3 separate regions of the Mus musculus genome follow, and all the other regions are linked to region 2. A link is a loop called in an ENCODE intact Hi-C map of the cell type or tissue named here. Cell type or tissue: heart. All regions are shown on one strand.

What was found. A loop is a pair of places that touch in the nucleus more often than their neighbours do. Peaks named below come from ENCODE experiments on the same cell type or tissue, not always from the same donor. Only the 100,000 strongest peaks of a DNase experiment are listed, where the experiment ranks them.
Region 1: a loop joins it to region 2, with 2.0 times the contacts of the local background. A loop is called at or near these places in 2 of 42 quality-filtered maps.
Region 3: a loop joins it to region 2, with 2.3 times the contacts of the local background. A loop is called at or near these places in 8 of 42 quality-filtered maps.

Annotation. Positions count from the first base shown.
Region 1 is chr7:67,107,721-67,115,720 of GRCm38, forward strand. The region is part of intron 19 of Adamts17 (a disintegrin-like and metallopeptidase (reprolysin type) with thrombospondin type 1 motif, 17); the gene reads left to right. Among named protein-coding and RNA genes, the nearest start is that of 1700112J16Rik, 110 kb to the right of the region's middle. In heart, no CTCF peak of the experiment used is centred here; no DNase peak of the experiment used is centred here.
Region 2 is chr7:66,835,359-66,843,358 of GRCm38, forward strand. It overlaps Adamts17 (a disintegrin-like and metallopeptidase (reprolysin type) with thrombospondin type 1 motif, 17), which reads left to right and starts at 4,377. Exons shown (of 23, transcript NM_001033877.4): 1 at 4,377-4,553; 2 at 4,890-5,260. The coding sequence starts at 4,478. Gm33627 (a long non-coding RNA gene) reads right to left here and starts at 4,433. Exons shown (of 4, transcript XR_391554.2): 1 at 4,349-4,433; 2 at 3,354-3,438. In heart, CTCF peaks have their summits at 4,177 (motif pointing left), 4,384, 5,285 and 6,819; DNase peaks (open chromatin) are centred at 4,283, 5,143 and 6,813; H3K4me3 peaks cover 1,521 bases; H3K27ac peaks cover 1,044 bases; H3K27me3 peaks cover 1,914 bases.
Region 3 is chr7:66,971,340-66,979,339 of GRCm38, forward strand. The region is part of intron 8 of Adamts17 (a disintegrin-like and metallopeptidase (reprolysin type) with thrombospondin type 1 motif, 17); the gene reads left to right. Among named protein-coding and RNA genes, the nearest start is that of Gm33627, 140 kb to the left of the region's middle. In heart, no CTCF peak of the experiment used is centred here; a DNase peak (open chromatin) is centred at 3,692; H3K27ac peaks cover 465 bases; H3K27me3 peaks cover 1,001 bases.

The DNA.
Region 1 (8,000 bases), 270 kb after region 2:
TGTAGTATTTATAAACCACAAGGATGCAAGGCAATGGAATCTTATTGGTTCCAGGAGACATCGACCCAGCACTCTCACTGAGATAGATTAAGAGCAGCAATGAGGAAGATAGAAAAGGCCTAAACAACATAGCCAAACGGCATGTTACCTGTGTCAGATACTACACCTAAAATGTAGTCAGTACGTGCCTCCATTTCTGCTGTTTGAATCACAGAATCTAATTATGGTGTTGGTCATAAAGAGCGCAGTAGGTTCCATAGAGTAGAAATATTAAAACATTAGTCACAAAACAATAAATCTAGAAATTAATAAAATAAATTTTGAAAAGTACGAAATTCCCTCTACCTTGAAATAAATGCATTGTAAAGCTGGATGAATGCCTCCAGCTGTTACCCAGTACTTGGGAGACAGAAACAGGAGGATGAGGAGTTAGAAGCAAAAAAAAAAAAAAACACATATATTTTTTTAAACATATCTATATTGTGTTATACATACAGTTACAGATGTGGGGTATGGCACCCCCATTTCCTACATTTGGCACTAGCTCTTAGAAAGGAGACCTTGGGGTGTCCACTGACCTTAGTCTGAGCACTTAACCTGCTATGCAATTACTGTTACTCTCCCCCAGGGATTTATTGGGTGCTTACAAGGTGCCAGGTTCTGCCTGCTGCTGGCCTAAAGTGAGGAGACTCCTCTCCGCCTCGTGGAAGTTCGCTTGTGGGAAGATGAGCAAGCAGGGAAGCCAGCTCCATCCCTAGGAGTACAGCTGTGCCCTTCTGGGTTTTACGCTGTGTTCCAGATCCTAGAACAGAGGCCATGCTGTGTGCCACAGGGCTCTGGCATCCAGGAAGAAAGGTGCCCACCTTGCCTCTCAGGGACAGGTTACGTCGAGGGAGTTGCCACTTCCTCACCTGCCTGGGAGTCCACAAAAGACTAGAGAGCATCACAGCTGGCACACGCAAAGGTCCGCTGAGCGTGAAGCCAGTCAGGCTACACCCAGACACGGATTTGTAGGAGCCACATGCTCAGGACGCATTGACCAGCAGGGTGTGTCCACAGCAAAGAGGTGGGTAGAAGCCAAGTGGGCTGGCTGCTGTGCCATGTGAAGAACAGCTAACAGGCCGTGTGTGTTGCAGGAGGAGGACAGCAGACTCTGTGTACTTCAGGTCTTGACATCTAGAGAATGGGTGTGACTCCTCTGAGGCCCATCCAGGCTGCTGAGGAGAAGCATGGCCAGCTTGGAGTACAGTGAGCCCTGTGTCATGGAGAGATGCAGGCAGGACGTTCCTCCCTGGCTACCCTGCTCATCACTCTGGATTCGGGACTTCTAGCTCCACCTTCGGAAAATCACCCAAAATATGGGAGGTTAAAATGGAAACTCTCCAAATAGTCAACCCATATATACTGGTTAGGTAATTTATGGCTCTGATTATATACAGGAGTGTTACATAAGCCTTAAAAAGTCAATATTTAGAAAAAAATCACTAATCATCTGGGGATTGCTTCTACTATCAATAGTGGAACAAAATATGAAATGTTTTGTTTATGGCATGCATGACATTGGGTGTTATGGAAAATATGTGTGATAAAGAGTCGGCTCATATGTGTTCTGTGTTCCTTCCCTTTATAGTTTTAGGGGCCTTCCAGATTTTCTGCTGTATGCATAAATTATCATTATAATTTCTACAAACTAAAGGAAAACTAAGGCCAAAGAGATTCCTAAAACTGAATGAATCATAGCCCACAGCTCTCTAGAGAACGGTACGAGGAGCGCTCTAGGGAGCTTCAGTCAGTTCTCACGTCTCCTGATTGATGCAGAGCTCAGAACGATGTGAAAGAAAAGCATTTTCAAGGTTCTTTACCAGCGCAAGGCTCTGTGCTAAAAGCTGTCTTGCAAAAGAGCCAAGGGTAAGGCATGGACAAAGATCATCACAGCCAGACATGAGCAGGCCTTTGTGGATGCACGATGGCTGCCTGCGCTCGGTGTGGCCAGGCCATGTACCACAGAGTAGACTATTGTGTAAGATTCTCTAAGTAAACTGCTTTCTAGTCATCCCACAGGTTGAGAGATGGCCAGAGTGAAAAGTACTTGCTGTGGAAGCACAAACATCTCAGTTTGGCTCTCTAGCACCCATGTAAGAGTTGTACATGCAGAGAGGGGTGCATCTGGGGAAGGGGGTCATATAGGTCAACTCTAGGATCACATTAGCCAGCCAGTCCAACCCAAACAGCAAGGCCCAAGTTCAGAGAGAGACCTTGTCTCAAAAAATTAAGGAGAGTAATCAAGGAATTGACACTGACCTCTGGCTTCTGTATGTACACGCACACAAGGGTGTATGTGTGCACGCTCACCACCCAAACATGCACGCATGTGCACGTGCACACACACACACACACACACACACACACACACACACACATTCCCAACCATGAAAATTGCCAACCTGCAACACCTGGAGGAGGGAAAATATATCACAAACTCGGTATAACAGGATGACGTGGGATATCTGTTCTGGGAATCTTGGTGGGAAACCCCAGTCCTTGGTTATTCTGAAAACTTTCCCTGAGCAGAGACTCAGGAAACAGATAAACATGGAAGAGAAGCTGTATTCTGGTGAAAACAGACCATCTAATAGGATATTTTCCGGAAAAAAAAAATCTCTGAAGCATCCCAGGGTGATTTAATGCCACCAACTTAATAAACCCAGAAACCTACCAGATCTCTTTCTTCTCTTCCGGGAGGACTCATAAACATGGCTCCTGTAGCTCATTAGCTATTAGAGTTATTAACAAATTATTATTTTCAATTGAGAGCGGTTATGGGATTCATTAATTCCTCTCATGCCAAGGCTCTGCAGTTCACTGAGAACATGAATTATCCCTTGCAGTCCGGAGTTTCTAAATCATGCTGGACCGGGTTCGCTCCCTTTGGCGCAGCAGCAAGCCATGCAGGGCAGGATGGCTAGAAGCCTCCCTTACATAATTTACTGAGAACTTAATTGGGACTAATTATTGTCTCTCATTTGCCTGCCTTGGAACATCTGCCCAGCAGCTGCTCTGACTCCATTCGGCTGGGATGTTTGAAGCGTTCTGTGAAGTGAGACAAAGGGCATGAATATTTTATCATAGATTTATCTCACTGTAACTTTTTATAGGAAACTGCTGCTTGCTTTATTAGGCCGATGTATTAATGCACACTCTTCCCCGTGCACTGGAGCTGAGCTGTGAGCATGCTGTCTTACAAGGCTCACTACAGAAGAGAGGAAGATGTGGCTGAGGCGTGTGGAGGGGGAGGGTACAGGGGTGGAAGGAAGCTTTCTGACTTGTACATTTTAAACTGGTTTTTGTGCCTGTTGGAATCTTGAGTTGGTCCGGAAAGGAAATATATAGTCGGCCATATATGATCTCTCCGTGGCATGAATACCCATTTCACAGATCAAAACTCTGAACCCAAGGGCAGCTGGGCTGGGTAGCTTAAGTCAAAGGCATGGGTATGGCTCCCAAATTATACCCAGGCCTCTTTACCCTCTGGAGTCTCAAGCCCATAGCAAGCCTAGGATGCTCTCGAAGAAGGAGAATCATTCCAGCCATCTAGTGAGTCTTGGAAGTGTAAGCAGAGATCAGAAAGGTATAGGACTGTGGGGAGCCTTGGAGGAGCACCTGCAATGGCCAGCTGAGGGATGAGGAAAAAGTGCCAGGCAGAGAGAGCCACGCCAACATCTCTGGATCGAGGAGCACCCAAGCAAGCATCCATGGCCAACCAAAGCAGGGTAACTGGGCACTTGCCTGTGCCGTGAACTTAACTCATTCCACTTTCCTTAACCTGAAGACTTATTTTTGTTTGTTTGCACATCTTCCTGGAAATGGTCTGTAATCGTCACTGAAATAAGGAGGAGCGAGGGCTGAATGGATGACAACATGGCTGTCTAGAAAGTCAGGCCCAGGCTCTGAAGGTCAGCAGGTATAGTGGCTGCTCAGGGTCACAGAGTAAGGAAGTAGCACAGCTGAGCTAGTTACAGGGGTGGCCTGAAGTTAAAGAGACCTCACGTGGGATGGCCTCTTAGTCGCTGTACCTCAGGTGAGGTGACTGTGGACATGGAGGGAGGGAGCCAGAACAGAGATCTCCCTGGGGGTTGCCTTAGTAGGACATAACCGGGTCTTACACGTGGACTGGAAAACTGTCCAAGCTGAGCCCCTTTCCTTGACTTGGCATACTGGGCTCTGTTACCCCTTACGCACCGTGGGCAGTCACACCAGTGAGTTACAGGGTAGAGGGGTTAGAGAGTTGGAGGTCCAGCATCCTAGGAACTCCATCTTCATCCCCACCTCTCTCTCTCTCTCTCTCTCTCTCTCTCTCTCTCTCTCTCTCTCTCTCTCTCTCTGAGTGTGTGTGTGTGCACGCATGCGCGTGTGCACCAGTGCCAACAGAGACTAGAGATCAGCATCAAGTGTCTTCCTCTCCACTTTATTCTTTGAGGCAAGGCCTCTCCTTGAGCCCAGAGCTTGCTGCTATGTTGTTAGACTCTCTTGGCTGGAGTTACTGGGGTCCTCTTGTGTCCTTTCCCCTGCTCTCGAAGCATAGGAACATACAGGACCACACCTGTATTTTTATAGTGGATGCTTGGGATAAAACTCAGGTCCTCGGGTTTGTGCGGCCAGGCTTCACAGTCTGAGCCACCTCCCCAGCTTCAAGCACCACACCTTCTGTTTAAAAATCCATGCTAACAGAATTGCCAAAGACCAAACTGAACAACAGTCTGCTTTTGAAGAGGAGCTGGAGAAACACAAGACAGCATGGTCAGCAGCCACAGCCCAGAGAAGTCAGGAGTCAGACAGAGGGAAACAAGGAGTGGTTGTTGGGGCCACAAGTGTCCCACTGCCATCTGCTCTGAGGTTTGTGGTGACGTGTCCTGCTCGCCAGGCACCCTTGCTCGGTGTAGGCAAATGAAAAGGTCGACACTGCCCAGCGCCAGCCGCTGACTCAGGGCTGAGATCTGCGGGCACCAGCTGTGTCTGCGTGGCTCCACCCAGCTTGTCTGTCACCTTGGGGCATTTTTTTTTTCAGGTTCACCACCCACATGGCCTTTAGATGTCATGACCACCAGCCGCCACTTCTAACACGGTGGCACATTAACAGTCACCAGGGATTCAAACTGGACCAACGGTCATCGTCACCTTGGAGTGTTGCTAAGGAGACTAGCTGGCCTGTGGATGGATGTTCTCAGGGAGTCAGGACTGACTGAGTGTGTGGCTTTTGGTAAAGGTATTAAGGAGGAAGTGGCAGAGCCCCTCCCCCTTACAGCTGTGCACCAGAACCCTTGCAGGGCATCCAGCTGCGGGGGTGGGCTGTGCCTCGGGACCTCCAGATCCTACACTTGGAATAATCCTTTGCTTCATTGCCACTTCCAGAAGCAGCAGAGCTGGCACACTCTAGCCCTTGAGAACTCCCCCTAGGAACATTTCCTGAGTCTTATAAAATTCTGAGCCTTTTCATAGCCAAAGCTGGACAGCCTTAGGGCAGAATGCTGAGGAGATCTGCCTGCATCTTTTCATGCTGAGTAATCTTGGGCCAGGCAGCTGAGGCATCTGTAAGGGTCCTCTGCTGGTGTTAACGGGGCCTGAGACGTTGCTTGTAACTCTCTGGGTTGGGGACTTTCTATTGGGTATTATTCAGTACATATCCTGGAGGAACCAATGTCTCATCATCCCTCTGAGAGACCTCTTTTTGTTGTTCTTGTTTTTCCCTCTTTTTAGAGCAGAATGTTTTAGGCTAACCTGTTAAGCCAACCTGAAGGCAAAAGTAACATGTGTGTCTCCTAGAAACGTAGAAGGTCAAAACCCAGGAAAAAGTGATGGGGTGGCATATGACAACCAGTGGTTCTGTGCCTCCTTGGGACGGGAGATAGGGTAAGGTACCCTGGCCTTTAAGGGGTTTGCTTAGAAATCCACAGCTGCCAGCTTGGGATATTAAAGTGTAAAGTCCCAGACTGGAGGCTGCAGGGCCAAATTCCTCGGCAGATACGACTTGGCCCACACAGACCGCTCAAGGTTTTAGAGTCCAACATTTGAAAGCTCAGAAGAAAGCTGCTCTCTCAACTTGGCTTGTTAATATGGAGGAAGTCCAGTACCAGGCCACAGTGGGATGGCAGCTGGTGGGCCACAGTGGGCTAGCAGCTGGCAACGACCCCTTACAGGTAAAATGGGACCTAAAATAGGACCACTGTATAGTGTTTCAACATAAAGTAGGAAATCCCATTTCACTGTTAAGAGATAAAATGTGACTTGGTTACTTTTTCTTGTGTTGCTGCTTTGTGGACAGGAAGTGGTGATAAATTAATTTTTTTCTTGTCACGCGTCAGCAATTTGCCTATTTTTATGTTTATCCAGCATTTTTATTTTTGTGATTCATTCCCTTAGTTTTTGCCCACTATCTGATTGTCTTTTTCCCAATTGATTTCTGTGTTCAGCCTTGAAAAGAAAGGAAACAATGACTCACACTACAACACAGATGGACCTTAAAGATGTCACAGGAAGTGATGCCATAGGAAGTGACATCCTAGGAAGTGATGTCATAGGAAGTGATGTCAGAGGGACAATGCTGTATTGTGCCACTTTCAGAACAGGGACATGTGTAGAGTCAGATTAGTGACCACTTAGGACAAGAATGGATGGTTGGGTCTTGGGGATAATAGCGAAGAAGCATGGGTTCCTTGTGGAAGTGATGAAAACATTCCAAAATTAGATGGTGGTGGTTTCATAATTGAGTATATTGAAGATGCTCTTTCAATGAGTTCACTGTTTTGGCAAGTGAGCCAAGTCATAATGACACCTCTGGAAAGTGGATCTGCCACTCGTTACTGAATGGCCTCGAGCAGGCTAGTGAACCCCACAGTGCCTCAGTCTCCCTACCTATAGAATGGGTCAACTATATTAAATCTTTACAGAGGTTTATAACATTGCTGAACACACATCTGTTGTAGTATCTGGAGAAACTATTGTCGAAACAATTTCCCTTGAAGCATATTTTAACAAAGTATTGACAGACAAACTGCCAGCTTCCTCTCTCCTTCCCCCACTCCTGACAACATTCCACCCTCCCTCTTGTCTCCCCAACCCTTCCTTTACTTACTCACTCTTTGTACAACACACATAAAATCATCATAATTGTCTGAGGGCAAAAAGCACGGAGAAGTCACAGATCCTGGTAAGCCCCCCACCTTCTCGAGTTTAGGATCCAGTGGGCACAAGACATTTTAAAGTCAGAGTTCAGGGCTGAAGATTGTTTCCCTCAAACACGTTCATTGTTGGCCACACCGAGGAGAACAATCATGAGTTGCTGGGCCTCTCTGAAAGCAAAAATGCCTGCTTCCAAGCGAGCTCATATCCACAGGCCGGCATGATGCACGTCAGATTTTCATTTCCTCTTTTAAAAAACAAATATGTGAATAATATTACTTTTCAGGGAACAGTATATGAGAACTCATAACTTTTGAGTTTAAGTGGAGAGAGGTGGAATTGAAGCCTCATGTGGGACTGTTAAAGGGGCCCTGTTGATTCCCCTGGGAGGACAGCCCATCCAGGCTCCTTCTGTCACCTTTGCAACTCCACACTGTTCCTCCTTCACACACATCTGTTTAATAAAAGCAGTCTCCTGTCTTCAGAAACTATAAATGGCATATGTGAAAGCTGTCTGATGGTTCTCATCAGAGTTGCTAGCCCCAGTCTGCCAGGAGCTGAGAAAGGGACACAGTCCTGAGCAGAGAGGAGAGTCTGCGGCTACGCCTGGTCCTTAAGGTGTTGATTGGTGTCACATGGGGAGGAAGGACTCTTGGCAAGACTCTGCACATCCCATCCCTCAGGCTCACAACACACATGGTGAACAAAGTGACAGGTGTCCTAGGAAAGACCTTGTCACCACAGTGAGACCGAGAAAAGTGTTGGCTTCTTTTTAGCTGGACATTCATACCAAGGGACAGAAGTCCTGTGCCAAGGAAAATGGA
Region 2 (8,000 bases):
ATTCTTGGCAAGCTTCCTTCTGGAGGCTCCAGGGAAGGAGAATTCGATAGCCATGTAACTTCACCCTCAGATAGCCCCAGAGTAGTCGGGCTCACAGCCAAGCCCTCTGGGAGGGAAACTGCCAGCAATATCTTCAAGATCCATTTGTCTTCTCTTCTTGTGGCCCCCCTTCTTTACCCATTTCTGTGCCCCCACCTTTGGCACCCTGTCCCCCAGGATCTTAGCTGGACAGATCTGGTTTCATCCCGCTCTGCCAGTTCCAGCCACAGAATCATACCAAGGCTCTCCTTTGTTCTTTCCTTTTTCTCTTAATCCCCCACTTTCCGCTCCTTAAGAAGGATGCCGATCAGCTACATATTTGGTACCCACAGCTCCATCAACCTGCCATCTTTATACTATTGCTTTGAACTTTAATGGCATAAGAGTATCGGATCAAATTTGTATCTCACTGTTTGAATTTTCAAGTTCAACGCTGGTTTCAAAACCGTTTTATAGGGATATAAAACTGCACATGTTTCAAGTTCACGACTGGTTATGGCACATGTAAGCACCCCTCAAACTATCACCACAATTTACAATGGACGTTCTTAACACCCCTAAAGTTTCCTCCTGTCCTCCAGCATCCTTCCTCTGTGTATCACCACTACCAAATTCATTTGTATTCTCTACAATTTTATATAAATAAACCCATACACAATGTGCCTTTTTTAGTGTGGCTTTCTCCAGTTAATAATCATTTTGAGATTAAGTTATATTGTGGCAGGCATTAACAGTTCATCCCTCTTTGTAAGCAACTAGAGCGGCCCATTGGCTATGGTCTTTCTACACTCTGTACATCTGTTCACATGTTGATCGACACCTGGGATGTTTCCAGTTTGGGATTCTTACACTAACATTGTATGCCATCAATCCTTCACAATTCTTAGTGTGGGTATACAGGTTTGTATAAGAGCAGGAAATAGCAGTGTAGGTGTGTGCTTAATTTTTAAAGAAACTGTTAAGGGCTGTGGCTATAGTTCAGTTGGTAGAGTATTCGCCTAGCATGCTAGAACTCCTGGGTTTGGTCCAGCACACATCGAAAAGCATGAGTTTGCCTGTAAAGCCAGCACGCAGGAAGTAAAGGTGGGAGCGTCAGAAGTTAAAGGTCATCTTCAGCCACGCAGCAGGCTCAGTGTTGAGACCAGACTGATATGCATGAGACCTGGCCTCAAAAACGAATGAATAACCAAGTAGTGACAATAGTCAAAACGCTTTCTAAAGCGGCTGGGCTGTACTGTTTCACAGTCTTACCATTGGTGCCTGTAAGTTCTGGTTCCACTGACGCCCTCCAGTCCTCCGTTGCTGTGCTGTCTGGTTTTAACCCTTTCTAGTAGGCATGCAATAGTCATTTCGTTGTGGTTCCTTTGCATATGACCAAAGACAAACAACCGTTTTTGCTCATTTAAAAACTTTGACCATCTTTATAAATCTTATTTCCTAGTTGTCTTCTTTGGTAAGAAGTCTGAGTTTTGCTCATTTTAAAAGAACTGGGTGTATTTCCTTGCGTATTGTATTTTATTGTGATGAAATTTTTTCTTAACCAAGAAGTCACCATTTTAGCATCTCAAGTGTATGACTCATAGCATCAAATGCATTAGCAGTGTTGCACAGCCAGCGCCATTATCATCTCAAAACCTTATCAGCATCCTACATGGACGCTCTATGCTTATTAAGTAACACCTCTTGCTCCCCAGCTTCTGGCAATCTCTGTCTTATACATTGAACCATATGGTAACTTTATATTTAATTTTTTGGGACATTTCTCAATACTTCAAAAGAGACTGCCCAGTGTTACTTTCCCACTATGAATGGTCAGATTCCAGTCTCTTCATTCCCTCACTGACTATGGTTCCTTTGCAGTGGTTGGTTTTAGAACATAAGACAAACAGCATGTAATAAACAGCCTCTCTCTGCTTATTTGAGCCCAGCAGAGCTCTGATATTAGCAACTAAGTGTATTTGTTAGACACAGTCTAGTTACAGAGAGTTGGTCATGGTTTCTCTGTGAGTTGTGTCTTTCAAAGCATCCTTCATTGTGGAAGAACACTTTGAGCGGCATACATACAAGAGGAGAGACAGCATTGGGCTGCTGATCATCTGGCAAACGTTTATTAGTGTTCCTATGCATCAGCAATGCCTGGGGTGCTGCGTACAGACATACACATTAGCAAGGTGGGGTTATCTAAACAACGGAGGCCTTCCATGTCCCACTGCTTTCTCGCTTACAGAGGACTATTTAACATCTGGCCCCTAATCATTGTTGTTGTTTTTAATCCAACCTCCATGAACTTGCCAAACTGAAACAGCTCCAGACAAGAAAGAATGACAAACAATGAAGGGAGAGGGGCATGGGTTCGATGCTTGCTTAGCACATTTGACAGCTGGAGTGTTGTTGGGGTAGTCAGCAGAGAAGACTGCTCACACGTGGGTTTAAGCCAATAGAAAGTCTATCAGCAAGCCGGCAACTACACAGCATGTTCAGGACCTCAATGTAGTCCTGAGCCTTCTTCAGGGTGAGCTTTTGAGCATAAAATCCATGTCCTGGGTTGATATACGGTTAATGAGAACAGTTAGCCAGAGGCAGAGCTACAGAAACCAAAGAGCAAGGTTAGTAGTCCATTTAGAGACTTTCCTATAACTATGGTTGTTATGGGCCTCTGGTTTGGTTTTGGAGGGTGATGCTGAGTTTTACAGCCTAAACAGTATCTCCATCCTGGAGTCAGTTGTGCTAATATCTGGGGCCCTGTTACAGGAGGAGTCTCTGAAACATCTGATTTAATCAATCACTTTTCTTCTTTTATTCATATATTCAGTAAATCTAACAAAGTGCTAATGGTATGTCAGGTATCTCGCAGACCCTTGTTATTATTTTCAAGAGTAGTCCAAATGATTAGAAGTTCACCCTCCAAGGGGAGGCAGTATAGCTTAGCTCCTTGATTTACAGAGAAAAAACTGAACAACTCTCAGAAGAAAAACATTCCTGGGCTGTCAGAATAGCTAGCTGCTGTCTGACCACACACACACACACACACACACACACACACTCACACAGGGCTAAGGCTTCTCCTTTTCTTCCTGTTTCCCATGACATGGTTGAGGTCACAGTCAAATTCTCATGGTCAAGTGAGGCAAAGCCCTACTCATTCATAGCCACCAACAGAGCCTGACCCATGCTGCCAGTCACCCGAGGGTGCCAACCGGTGAGTGACAGCCACTAGATCAGAGACTGGCTCGGCAGCACATTCTGTGATACGCCTTTGTGGAGAGCTGCAGACAGCTTACCAGGACAGGGGCACCAAACTTAGGGAAACTCACCAGTGTTTACCTCGTCTCTGGATGCTTTCTGGTAATTCAGCCCTGTGATGAAGTCTGGATCCTGTGATGAGGGGTGAGTAGGGGCCTTTTTGAAAACAAGCAAGCAAACAGACAAAAAGGGAGAGATGAGGAGCCATCTGTGACTGCTGTGGTATCCCTGTGCTCAGTCAGTCCTGCTATCTGTAGGACAATTTTAAAGAGGCCAATGGGATTACCCATAGGGGTCTGCTAGGGATAATATCTGGCTAGATTCTGCTGGAAAATTGAACACTCATTCTGTTCGTGAAAGGCTGGGTTCAAGTTCAGGCTCTGCCTCTCAGCTCTCCAGGGTCCTGCGATGCAAAGCGCAGCTAATATACCTCCCTAAACACACCTGACCTAAAGTCAGGATCACAGACACAAGACACGGCTCTGACAGATACTAGCTGTCCAATTTAAGCAGGCTCCTTACATTTCCTTTTTCTCAGTTTCCCAGTCTTCAGGGGAGTGTTATTATGCTCTCACCTTCTTGGATTCTGTGAAAGTATAGACTGCAAGAAGCCTGCGGGGTGTGGACAAACACCATAGATATAGAAGTCAGGCATGAATTCAGGTGTGCTAGGAACACTGGGCTGCGTCTTTCCAGCCCAAACTAATCAAAAATAGGAGTCACTTCAATACATAGAGATTTTCTTTTTCTTGTACTGAACTGGTTGGTCTGGCCTATCTTCCTAGGAAGCCTCAAAGGTGATCTCCCAAATGTGAACAAACTGAAGACCAGGCTGGTGTCCTCCTGGCTGCTCCAAGATGCTGCAGCTGAGCCGGCTCGCGCCTGCCACCTGGTGTCACAGCCTACCTACTGCCTAGAAACCACGTGTAAGAAAGTGCTTACAACCTAACTACGCACGTTGGTTTCGACCGGCCCTAACCAATACGGACAGGGAAGGCGGGGCAGAGAAAAGCAAAAGCCCAATCACCGCCTACTTTCCAAGGAGAAGGTGGGGCTTAGTATTTACCATGTTGGGTTTGTCCGCAGCGCTAATTACTTTTTCCAAAGGCTGCAGGGCTGCACTCCGGTTGGCTTCGCCGCCTCGCGAGTCCCTGCTCTATCACTACAGTCTTGGGGGCTGCTGGTCCCAAGTACCATGTGTGACGGCACCCTGCTGCCCCCTCTCGTCCTGTCCTTGCTGCTGCTGGTGTGGGGGCTGGACCCGGGCACAGGTAGCGTTCCTAGCTCTCGCGGCCACCTTCCCGGTGCCTTCCCGAAGCATCCCGGCGCCCGGGTGCATAGGTGGACCGCTGACAGCATCCCCTGAGGAGGAGAGTGAAGGCCGCGGCCGGAGAACTGGTCTCTGGTTCCCTCTCGGCACGCGGATGGCGAGCTGACCCCCGGTGCGATCGAGTGGCTTCGCCAGCTTGGAGAGGCCCGGCTCGGGGAGGGAAGGGAGTGCGGGGTCACGGCTGCGCGATACCCACGGAGCCTTGCGAGTCAGCGCCGGAGCGGCCGGCAGCCCTGGTGGCCAGGCTGGTGCTGACGCGTGTCCTCTCTCCCCGCAGCTGTCGGCGACGCGGCGGCCGACGTGGAGGTGGTGCTCCCGAGGCGGCTGCGCCCCGAGGACGTGCACCTGCAGTTGCTGCCGGGAGCAGCGGGGCTCCGGCGGTGGCGGCGACCGCGAGCATCTCCAGGTGGCCATCGAGCAGGGCAAGGAGAGCGCGCCCTGCTACTGCACCTGCCGGCCTTTGGGCGCGACCTATACCTGCAGCTGCATCGCGACCTGCGTTTCCTGTCCCCAGGCTTCGAGGTGGAGGAGGCGGGTGTCTCGGGGCGCAGCGGACATCCTGCCGAGCTGTGCTTCTACTCCGGACGAGTCCTGGGCCACCCGGGCTCCCTCGTCTCCCTCAGCGCCTGCGGCGCCGCCGGCGGCCTGGTATTGCCCGCGCCCCCTATGGGTCTGCCTTGCCCAGTCTGTTACTTCTCCTGGGGTGGTCCCGCGGAGGGCTGGGCGGGAGAAGACCTACCTTCCCATCTCCTTCACTTGGCCCTTTCAGACTGTGCCTTCCTAGGAGAGAGAACACAGGGGAAGGCCTGTTATTGTCCTGGCTTCTGTTGTGTCCTGAACCTGGCCGAGGTGGGGTTGCATTGAGAAATTAGCTATAGCTCACCTAGAGGAAAGAATATGAACCTGTCGTTCCCACTCTGACAGCATCAGCACAGGTGTGTATGTTTTCTGCACGTTATGGGGAAGCTCTAAAGTGTTCATTCCCTGTCTAGGAATGGGGTATCTAAGCACTTCTCTTCTGTCCCTTGAGCCTTCTTACATTAGGAGGGGACCCCAGGCAGGCCATGGTTAGTCTCATTTTTGCTAGCTGAAAAGGTAAGACCAAGAGAGGAACTGTTGTCAGTATCTCTAGTGCCTTACTCTGCAGTAGGTATTTATTTATCTGGATGCTCCCTCGGTGAGAACTGTGCGGTGCTCACCTGTCCCAGGGGAAAGCCCTGCTCTTACTCTTTTTCTTCTCGAAGACCTTGCCTCGCCTTGTTGAGACACCTGTGACAAGTGCACGGAGAGGCACAGAAGTTTGGGGTGGTTTTGCTGTCTTTGTGCTCACACTTGAGCACTTGGCTACGTTGGTGCCCAGCCAAGTTCTTCTCTGCTTCTCCAGGGTGCCCCCAAGAAGAGCACGTGGCTGGCAGATGGTTTGCCCTCCCCACCCCCCAAAGCCTGGCATCACTCAGTTTACAATGTCTGTGCTGTTTCCCTACATTTGTCACAGCAGACCTCTGGGGTAGTGGGCCAGAGAAGCCACCCCTTCACTTGCTTTCTATCACCACCTACACAGCCAGGAGCACAGCGTGAAAGCCCAAGACTCCGAGATTTTGCTCGATACTTCTGCTTTCTTAGTACTGGGTCAGGGTTGGGGGACCTGTGGATGTAATTTCTGAGGAGCAGCCTAATTTTCAGGAATCTTTAAAGGTCTCATTTCAGGGTATGGGTTACTTTTGTTTAACTGGGAGACATTGGTAGTCTTGGCAAAAGAAGGCAAAGCAGATTGTGGTGGGGTCTGGTAGGTGTTATCGTTGAACGGGGGGACAAAGGGTGTGGGCTGTGGGCGAGGAGGCTTAAGTGGAGTGAGAAAGGCTCAGATCACTGTAGGACTCGGGTCAGCGCTGTATCATGTTCTGGGAGGGACTCAGAGGCCCACATCATTTCTCCCATTTTTTTGCCAAAGTGTTTCAAGTCTAGGTCACACCCCCGTACGGTGCATAGAAACATCTGAATCCCATTTGCTGCGGTTTCGTGAGTTTCTGGAGAGGTCAGAGTTTATACTTCTTGGTGTAAAGTTTCCAGCGAGGAGCTATCTGTGAAGGAGCCCAGGCTGGAAATCTGGAGAACATTGATGTAGAGTCCTCCCAGAGTGGCTGCTCAGCCTCCTCTCATGGCATCTGAGCCAACTTTTCAGGAAGACTGCGCTGCCCTTTGGCACCATGTGAGGGCGCTGTGCCTTAGAGAAAGGAACCCGGCCAAGACTCTTGAGTTCACCCCAGTTGCGGGTGGAATTCTAAGTCTTTAGATTTTTCAATTCCAGTTTGAGGAGACACTGCTGTTGTTTAGTCTGCCTTACTCATCCTGTTCGTGCAAGCTGCACATTGGACACTCTCCTCGAGTACACGTAGGCAGAGGCTGAGAGCGGGAGGGAAGAGACATGACTGGGAGCCGGTCTCTTAGCATAAGCTACTTGAGATTGGCCTGCACCCCACCTTTGGCTTGGTTGTCCACCCAGGTGGGTGGTAAGTTGTGCTAGGTCCCTTGACTAGGCCAGAAGCTCTCTGAAGTGTGCAGTTATGTGTGTGTTTGCCAGGATAGTCCCAGCTACCAGACATGGGTAGGGGCCATGGTCCAGAAGATAGCTCTTGTTAGCTATTGGGTGGGGGTATTCTGAAAGCCTTCTTGTCTCCAAAGACTAATGTTGTGCAGATATTAGCAGGCTTTTCCCAGAAAGTGAGTATTTTATACTTTATGAGCCATCTAGTCTCAGTCATGTCTCTCAGTGCTGCCCTTTTTGAGTGACAACACATATAGGAGGCATATAAATATGTGGGTGTGGCTCTGCTCAACCTCCTCTATCCTGGATGCTGGCTAGTATTTCGGCCGTTAGTATGTTTTGCCATGGCCAATGCCTACAAATGGCTGTGTCTTCAAGGGGCAGGACTAGTGTACACTCTGTCTGTCTTCCTTGCATTTGTGCAGTCTGTGCTCAGAGATGCTGGGAGTCTGTTTAAGGGGAGCTACAGTACCAGGACAGAGCACGGCTAAATTGTTTATAGGGCACAGAGTATAACTCACCCCCTTCCCCCGTGTTGGCAGCAGGCAGAGGTGTGGGCCTGTGGTGTTTCCCCTTCTCTGTCTTATCAGGAAGAGCTATGCCAGCTGCACTTTTTGGATCTTCAAAGACCCCAGGCCCAAGGATTAATTGACTTCTGTTTCTGCTGCTTCGTTTTATTTACATTTCACAGAGTCTTTAGATGTAGCGTAGTTTTGGAAGGATTCCTGTAACCATGGAATCCGAAAGCAATGAGCTTTAGGCTGGTGGAGAAGGTATCTCCTCTAATGAATTTACCCAAGCCTCCTGTGACTAGCATCGGGTGATGGAGGACCAGCAGAATTC
Region 3 (8,000 bases), 140 kb after region 2:
GTCTGTTATCTGAGTGCTGTCATTGTTGGGCAGTAGCACCCTCCTCACCTCAGCCCCCACCTGCCAAGCCACACAGTCCTCTGAAGTCCCCTCTGGTCACCCTAGTTCAAAACCATGGGGGCTCAGGGTGGGCCATTTGGACTGCTTAGAAAAGGGAAGGCCTACATTCTCAGCAAAGTGAAAGACCAAACTGCTTCAGAGATGTCAAACCCCGACATGGATCATGTTCTGGGATGGAGCGGGTCCAGCCCTGCCTCCTCTCACTTGTGTGACAGGGTCCCCAGGACACAGTCCCTGCTGACACAGTACTGATGATGGGAGGCTTCCAATGCAAGCTTCGAGTCTTTACTCCTGGGTCTCAGCGGCTTTCCCGTTCCTTACTAGCCTGCCTCCTATCAGGACCCCTGTGTGCAGCTGCCCTCCGATCCCAGTGCACATGGAATAGTCACCTCCTGTGTGAACCACACACTCTTATTTGTTAACCAGTGAAGCAGCTGACTTCATGATTTTACTTCTGATTTGATTTTAAGGAAACCAGAAGCTCAGTGGGGTAGGATGAGGGGTTTCTTTTCAGCATCCATGAGCTGTGCTTCCTCCTTAGTCTTTCTCGGGGGTCTCTTTGTATATATGCATGGCTTTATCTTTTTAAAATAATTATTTTAAGTATATGAGTGTTTTGTCTGTGTGTGTGTGTGGGGGGGTGTACCTGCATGTTTGACTGGTATCTAAGGCAGTCAGAAGAGGATGTCAAATCCCCTGGACCTGGAATTGCAGAGAGCTGTGAGCTGCCAGGTGGATTCCGGGACTTGAACCTGCATCCTTTCGCAAAGCAGTGGATGCTTTTAACCACTGAGCCACCTCTCGATTTATCTGAACTAATCAAGAGCTGATGTGTCTGATGGTGTAAAAGACTCTATCTTAATAATCACACAGATCACACAGTTGTAAATGAGACAGATAATTCTTGGGTTGGCAATGTCAATCATCCACAAAGGACACAAATTGGTAACACAGTGATTGATGATGCTTAGGCCAGACCAGAACTCATTTACTGACCATGTACTTTAGGCTGGGTGCTGTGTTAGATGCTTCACATTCCCTGAGAGGTAGGGATTGTGGAGCCACAACGTTTTACAACGTTGGGAAGATAGCACTCAATCTTTGGTTGTCTGAGGATTTCCTATGTGCACATAATGTGTTGAAATCTATCCCTCCCTCCCCATCCATTTCTTCTCTGTATGCCCCACCATTATCACTCCCAATCCCCCCTATCTCTCTTAAACTCCTTGCATCTCCTTCATGCTGCCAGTATGTGTACTTGTGTATGAACATGGGCCATTGAACAGAAGGTGAGTAGCCTCTTAGGAGCCACGTCCCTGAAGAAAACTGACTTTCTCCCAGTCACCATCAACTGCCAATAGTTCCCCAGCTAAGGCTGGGGCTTTGTCACTCTCTCTCTCATCCATGCAGGGACAGCTCCTGTGAGTCCACGTGTGTGTGTGATTACCTTACTATAGCTAGAAAATACTATTTTGTAGTCAGCTACTGCTTCTGACTTATAGTCTTTCCAATCTCTTTTCTGTAATGACCCCTGAGCCTTGGGAGAAGAGGGTGTGGTGTAGATTGTCTTGTTTATGGATGTGTACCCTCTGGTCTCATTTCCTGTAAGAGTTGACCAGTTGTGGGTCTTCATGTTAATTATCATCTACTACAAAAAAAAAGAAGCATCTCCGAAGAGGGTTGAGAGCTGCTCTATCTATGGGTATAATGAAGTCCTTAGAAGGCACTTTAATACCATGTCCACTCGGCAAAATAATAGTCATGGTTCCTACCCAGCCATGGGCTCTTGGCCCCATTAACCATGCCAGTCATGATGTCAGCCTTGTGAAGCAGGCTCTGAATTTAATCAGAAGGAGCTTGGTTACTCCTATAACATTGGTAGCACTGATTTTTTTTTTAACATATGCTCTCAGGATTGAGAGAGTCCTCAACAATTAAGAGTACTTGCCTGAATTCAGTTCCTAGCACCCATGTCAGGTAGCTCACAACTAAATTTTTTGTTGTCTAAGGATTTCATGGTGCACATAATGTGTTGAAATCTATCCCTCCTTCCCTCCCCTGTATGTAACACCAGCTCCAGGGAATTCAATACTTTCTTCTGACTTCCTTGGGTTTCTGTATACCATAACATTTGCCTGCACATGAGTGTGTGTGTGTGTATGTGTGTGTGTGTGTGTGTGTGTGTGTGTGTGTGTGTGTGTGTAGATAGACAGAATTTCAGAGTTGAAGTTGTAGGACAAAATGACTCTGAGAGAGTATGTTATGTTTTGAGAGGTCATGTTGAATTTCGCAGTAGGCCTAGGAGAGACTCATGGTTGGTGAGACCTTGTGTCTAATGCAGGGGGAGGCTGGATATACACCAGAGAGAGCTGATATGCCAGGACCGGGGAAACCCAGAACCTGTGCATACAACATGCGTGCATGTGGAATGTGGCATGCAGAACACACAGCATGCCTTTCAGTGGGTAAGGCAGAGTGGTCTTAGGCAATGTCTAAAGATAGAGCCTTGTAGGTGGGCTGCTGGGGAGATGGGAAACCCATGCTGTGAATGTCCACTTTTCAGAGAGCAAGTTTCTCCCTATTCTGAAAATTACCCCGCCTCTGGTCTACGATCCCTGCCCTGCACATCAGGCTGCTCTCATAGAAGCTTGCGCCCTGGCCTAGCAGCCATCAGAGCAGTGCTCTACGTCAGTGTGCCCTGGGTGAGTAGATAAACCAGTGGCCCTTCTTTACCACAGGTCAGCTGTCCTGAGGAGAAGCCTTAGCATGGCTCTCCAGGAGGCTCCCTTATCCCAGGTGAGAGCCACACAGCATCATGCAGGGTCCATCGATGCTCTTCCTAGCACCAGCCACCTTCTTGCTTCTGTTTCTTGCTCCCACATCCCCATCCTCCTGAGGTTCCTTCCAAATTGAGCCACAGTGGTGCTGAAAGCTGTTTTGCCCTCCTGGACCCTGTCCCCTTGGTCACACTGAGTTTTCTCTGAGGAGTCATGCTGTAGGCAGGTTTATTCTCCATATCATCAACAGTCACCTCCTAGGACACCTTAGTTAAGTGTACAACGCAGAACCTAAAATAATGTGTGATGGGAAGTGTGGAGCTGACTGGCAGAGGCATGACTATGATGGAGACATGGAGGGGCGCCGTCTCATATCAAATGCACCGATATGGAACTCTGTTTAGCCATCTAGTTGTCACGTAAACACCTGAAGGCACTCGCACATTACACATGGCTACAGTCAGACCACTTGTACACTCCTGGAGGCACAGATCCATGCAGCACCCTGGAGCCATCTTCTTTTACAAACATTTGCCCTGGTTGACTAAAAGGTAGGGAAGCATGAACAGGCCCTGGGACGCCACAGGTACACAGATGTAGCAGGACCCAGGGCGTTAGAAGTTCACATGGCACCTCGGAACCGGAACCTCTTCACTGTGGGTGTTTCCTGTCAAGAGTGTGACATTGAAGAGGTGAGCTGAGGACAGCAGGTGTCAGGAGACAATGCAGCTGACCGTGTGTGTGTACTCAAGGACTTTTCGACTCCTCTGCTACTCAGAACACAAGGGATCCAGTCTCCCCGGGACGCGCAGCCAATGGGAAGTAGGCGGAAGCATGTCTGGAGCAGAGGGGAGAGGAAGGGAGAGACTGGTGGGGGAAATGTTCTCATAACTGAAGTCGACACAGTTCAAATGAAAAGGAATTGTCTTGGCCCCAGAACAGGAAGAAAAGCAAACTGTAATCCAGATGTGGGAGGCGTGGAAGCTCGTCTGTAATTTGTATTAAGGAAGGACTGGCTGGTACCCTGTGAGGAACGCTGAGGGGATGCAGGACAGTTCTGGGCTGGCAGGTGGCCTCCTAGCATCCTGTGCAGTGTGTCTGGCTTGTGTGCTGTACCTTGGAGGTGCTGGGTATAGCATGCTGACAGATGGGCCAACTTTTTAACAGGGCACTACAGAGACTTTCTGTAATGTCATAACTGTTTAGACATCTTGTGTGTAGTGGGGGGAGGGGATGCTTTTATTCTAGATAGAATTAGGACAGTTGGTACACTAAGAGCCTGGCCTTCTTTAGGGCCAAGAAGAGAGAAATCTTCTAACAAGCGTGTGGTGTCTTGGGTCTGGTTGTGGCATAGGGTTTTCTGGCAGGTTTTTCCCACTGGTCCTCTGACCTCATCTCCATCTCCTAGTCAGCTTCCATAGTCCCTGGTCAGCTATGGTTCCATCCTTAGTAAAGGGCCATCATGGTGGTAGCTACCTGCAAGGGCTTAGGTTTCCCTAGGAGGGAGTCTCAAAGAGATTTGGGGGTATAATTTCTGTTCTCTTCCCCTCTTCCTCCACCAAAGGCAAAAGTCAGTACCTAGCATTTGTTGTTGGATGTGGTGTCACTACCCAAATTCAGAGAGACACACAACGTGCTGACCTCGTTTCTTGTTTTGTATTTTCATTGGTGTACTAGTCCGTATTTCAAACTTTGCTACTTAAAAATCTTAGAGCTTGCCACATAAATCAAGCTGCCCCTCCCCCCCATAGCACCTCAGCACAGATACAACTTTCGAAGGTCTAGAGGGTTCTCAGAGTAGCTGACCCGGAAACGCCACACATGATTCTTCTTTCCCCTCCTCCAAGAGTCTTTGTATCCACCTCATGATGGAGGTTTCGAGCGGGATTGCTGCTGTGATCAGAGCGTCAAGGATGTTCGTATAAGTGGCCCAGCATTCAGGACTGCAGAGACACTACAACCCTTCCCTTGCCACCTCAACATGTATGTATGAGGCCTGTATGAAGAGAAGGCACTTCAAGTCTCTGGGAAACCCAGAGCTCCCTTCCTTGAAAGAACCTTAACCTCTGTGTGCCCAGGCCAGGCTTGACACCGTGCTGCAGACAGAGGGACAGAGCACTAGGAAGCTGCTCCAGGAGCTTGTCCCCAAGCCTGCCAATGCAGTCCCACCTGCATGCCGAGCAGTGTGGACCAGTAACTGTTACATAGATGTCGTCCACCATGATATAAAACGCAGCTGCGAAGAGGCGCCCCTGTATCGGTACCCAGTCTTTACTCCAAGAATGATGTGTGCTTAATTATCCACTGGATTGCCATGCCCAAAGCGAAGCCATCCAAGATGGCGGTGTGCACAGATGGGAAGACAGTTGAGTTTGGCTGAAGAGCTCCATCTGAAATCCCCTTAGAGCTCCCTTCCACTAAAGACCCTGCCAGGAGTTAGATGAGATCCAATTTTCTCGTTAGATTGCCGAGGCTTCTGGCAGCTTCAGCTAAGTGACTTTTCTCATGCTTCTTGGAGCTAGAAGGGACTTCTGAAGTCATCTTAGCCTCATCTTCTGGGTGGCAAGGCCATTTCCTTCCCACAGCTACAAGTGGTTAAGTGGAGACTTGGGCTGGAGCCTGGGCTGCAGCACAATGGGCTTCCCACACAGGGACAGAAACTGGGCTACAGTCCTGTAAGATCTCTTCCCTCATCATTATATATCCCCTTGCCTTTTCATAAAACAGCAGTTCTCAACCTTTGGGTCTCAACCACTTTGGAGTCACATATCAGATATTCTGCATATCAGATATTTACATTGTGATTCATAACAGTAGCAAAATTGCAGCTATGAAGTAGCAGTGAAATACTTTTATGGTTGGGCGTCACCACACTATGAAGAGCCAACTGTATTAAAGGGTCACAGCTTTAAGAAGGTTGAGAACCACTAACTAAGAAGATTACCTTCCCATGTGGCCAGTCTTTTAGAGTCTGTAGAATAGGTGTATCCTAAAAAGGGTTGGACCCTTTCTCCCGGCTGAAGCCCTCATGCATCCAATGCCTACCAGTAGTAGGAAATTTTAAACCAAAAACCTACAGATACCTGCAGATGCTGAGACCTCGGGGATCTTGCCAGCGGCCTGTGCCCTGGCATACTCTGAGAAAGGACCCTTCTAGCCTTTTCCGTCTTAGTGTATATAGGGCATGTTTGCACCTTGCATGTGGCTGGTGACTTGATCATGTGGCAGAAAGTCCCAGTTGAAGGACCTGGGATTTTAGAGAGAGCTGTGCATTCACATATTTTGTGGCTGACACCCCAGCAGGACATTAGAAGTTGCCAGGGACCAGCACATAAATCTAAGAGTGGCCTCTTGGGAAAAATAGCAATAAGTGGGTGGATATACATGGCGGGGGAGGGGCCATCATTTGAATCAAGTCATTGGAATCATTAAGCTTCAAGATTCCATCTCATTCCATATAGCCACACTCCTGAATTTTAATTCACATCTTTATAGCTCTCTAGGGTGATTTGATGGGTTAGGACTGAGGGAAATCTGCCAGTTTCAAAATCGGATCCTTTATGCTCATAACTATCCTGGAGAAGGTCCTCATTCTATATAACCATATTCTGAGGTGCTAAGAAAGGGCTTATGCAAAGCAGACTTCTGCCATTCTTTGACTCTTAGATTGCATAAGGATGAGAGGGAATGCCAAGGACATGGGTTGGTAGCTTTGAACCACATTAGGAAACATCAAGATCCCTGATGAGGCTGGGATCCAGGGCTGGGAGGCAAGACAGGAATCTGTGTGGCAAGAAGCAGAGCCCTGTGGTCCTGGGATGTGTGACCCTGGGAGCTTGAACCTGCTTCTGTGCCCTGCTGTGACTTCCCCGGCTGACAACAGTATGGATTGTTGAAGGGAACAAGGAAGAGACATCCCAGTGATCTTTAGAAGCCACATCACTCTTGGTTCCAGTATTTCTGTGGAACAAAAAATGGGGTCCTGCGTCCAGCCCAGGGCTCAGGCCACCGGGCGAGGTGGACATAGGGAGCTTGATTGAGCACTGCTGGGCAAGTATCAGGCTGTTAGAAGCTGCAGGACCCTGCTCCAGGGGTGGGGAAGGTGCAGTCTGAGGTCCCTGGGGACTGACTGGAGTTGGGCTCTGGCTCTCAGGCACCACAGACACCGCTGGGTACCACAGAAGAGCCAGGGACTTCAGGTTCTCAGACACTGTTGGATGTCTCAGAAGAGCTGAGACCCTTGGGCGGACTTTAACCCAGGGGCCAAAGGGAAAAGGGCATGGAGAAGGCTGTGGCAGGTTACCGTGGGGGCAAGAGTTCTTGTCTTGCCTGGGTGACTAGCTTGGTTTGGTGGAAGCTGTGGCTGGAGCACAGGGAGGCTTCCTGGGTGGGAGGTTAGACATATAACTGTGGGGAGGAGCATACCTGGCTGTTGCCAGGTAACTGTGAGTTTGGAGTCCAGACAGGAGCTTGGGGCATTGCCTACATGACTGATGGCCACACACCTCTCTGCAGGGGGTTTGTGGGAGGCTGTAGCTGTGACAGGAGCCAGGGGCCCAGGAAGCATAGCTGAACACCTGCTGTCTCTTAGGATCACCAGGGTTCCAGGCCTGTGCTTGACCGACTGGGGAATCAGGCTGTCTGTGCACTGCCACGTGTGTTTCCACATCCAGGATGTGACAAATCCCATAGGACCCCTGCTGGGGAGCAGCTTCAGATACTCTGGGGACCAAAGGATAAAACATCTACTTGATGACCACAGGGACTTTCACCAATATCACTCCTTCAGACAAAAGCAATGATTAACAGTCTGGTAACTGACCCCTAGTGGGCTTACCGTTGTCCGTATTTGGGCCTTCTAGAAGAGATGGAACACTTGGGTTAATTAAGAGTCAAGAGTCTGCTCCGTGATACTTGCTCTCTAATCATCCAAGAGCATAAAAACTGTCTCCTCCCCTGCAGGAACCGATGCCTCCGAGTTCCCGGGGCTGCCTGCTGCACAGTCCAGCTCTCAGCAGAGCAAGCTCCCTGAAATGCCCTTCCTCCCCTGATGTCCACTGGATGGGCCCCTCTCTTTCACAATTGTCACTTTGACCTCATTTGTCGCATGTCCAGTTCAGAATCTGGCAAAGGAGCTCCAGGAAGGCTCTGTCTTTGTCACTG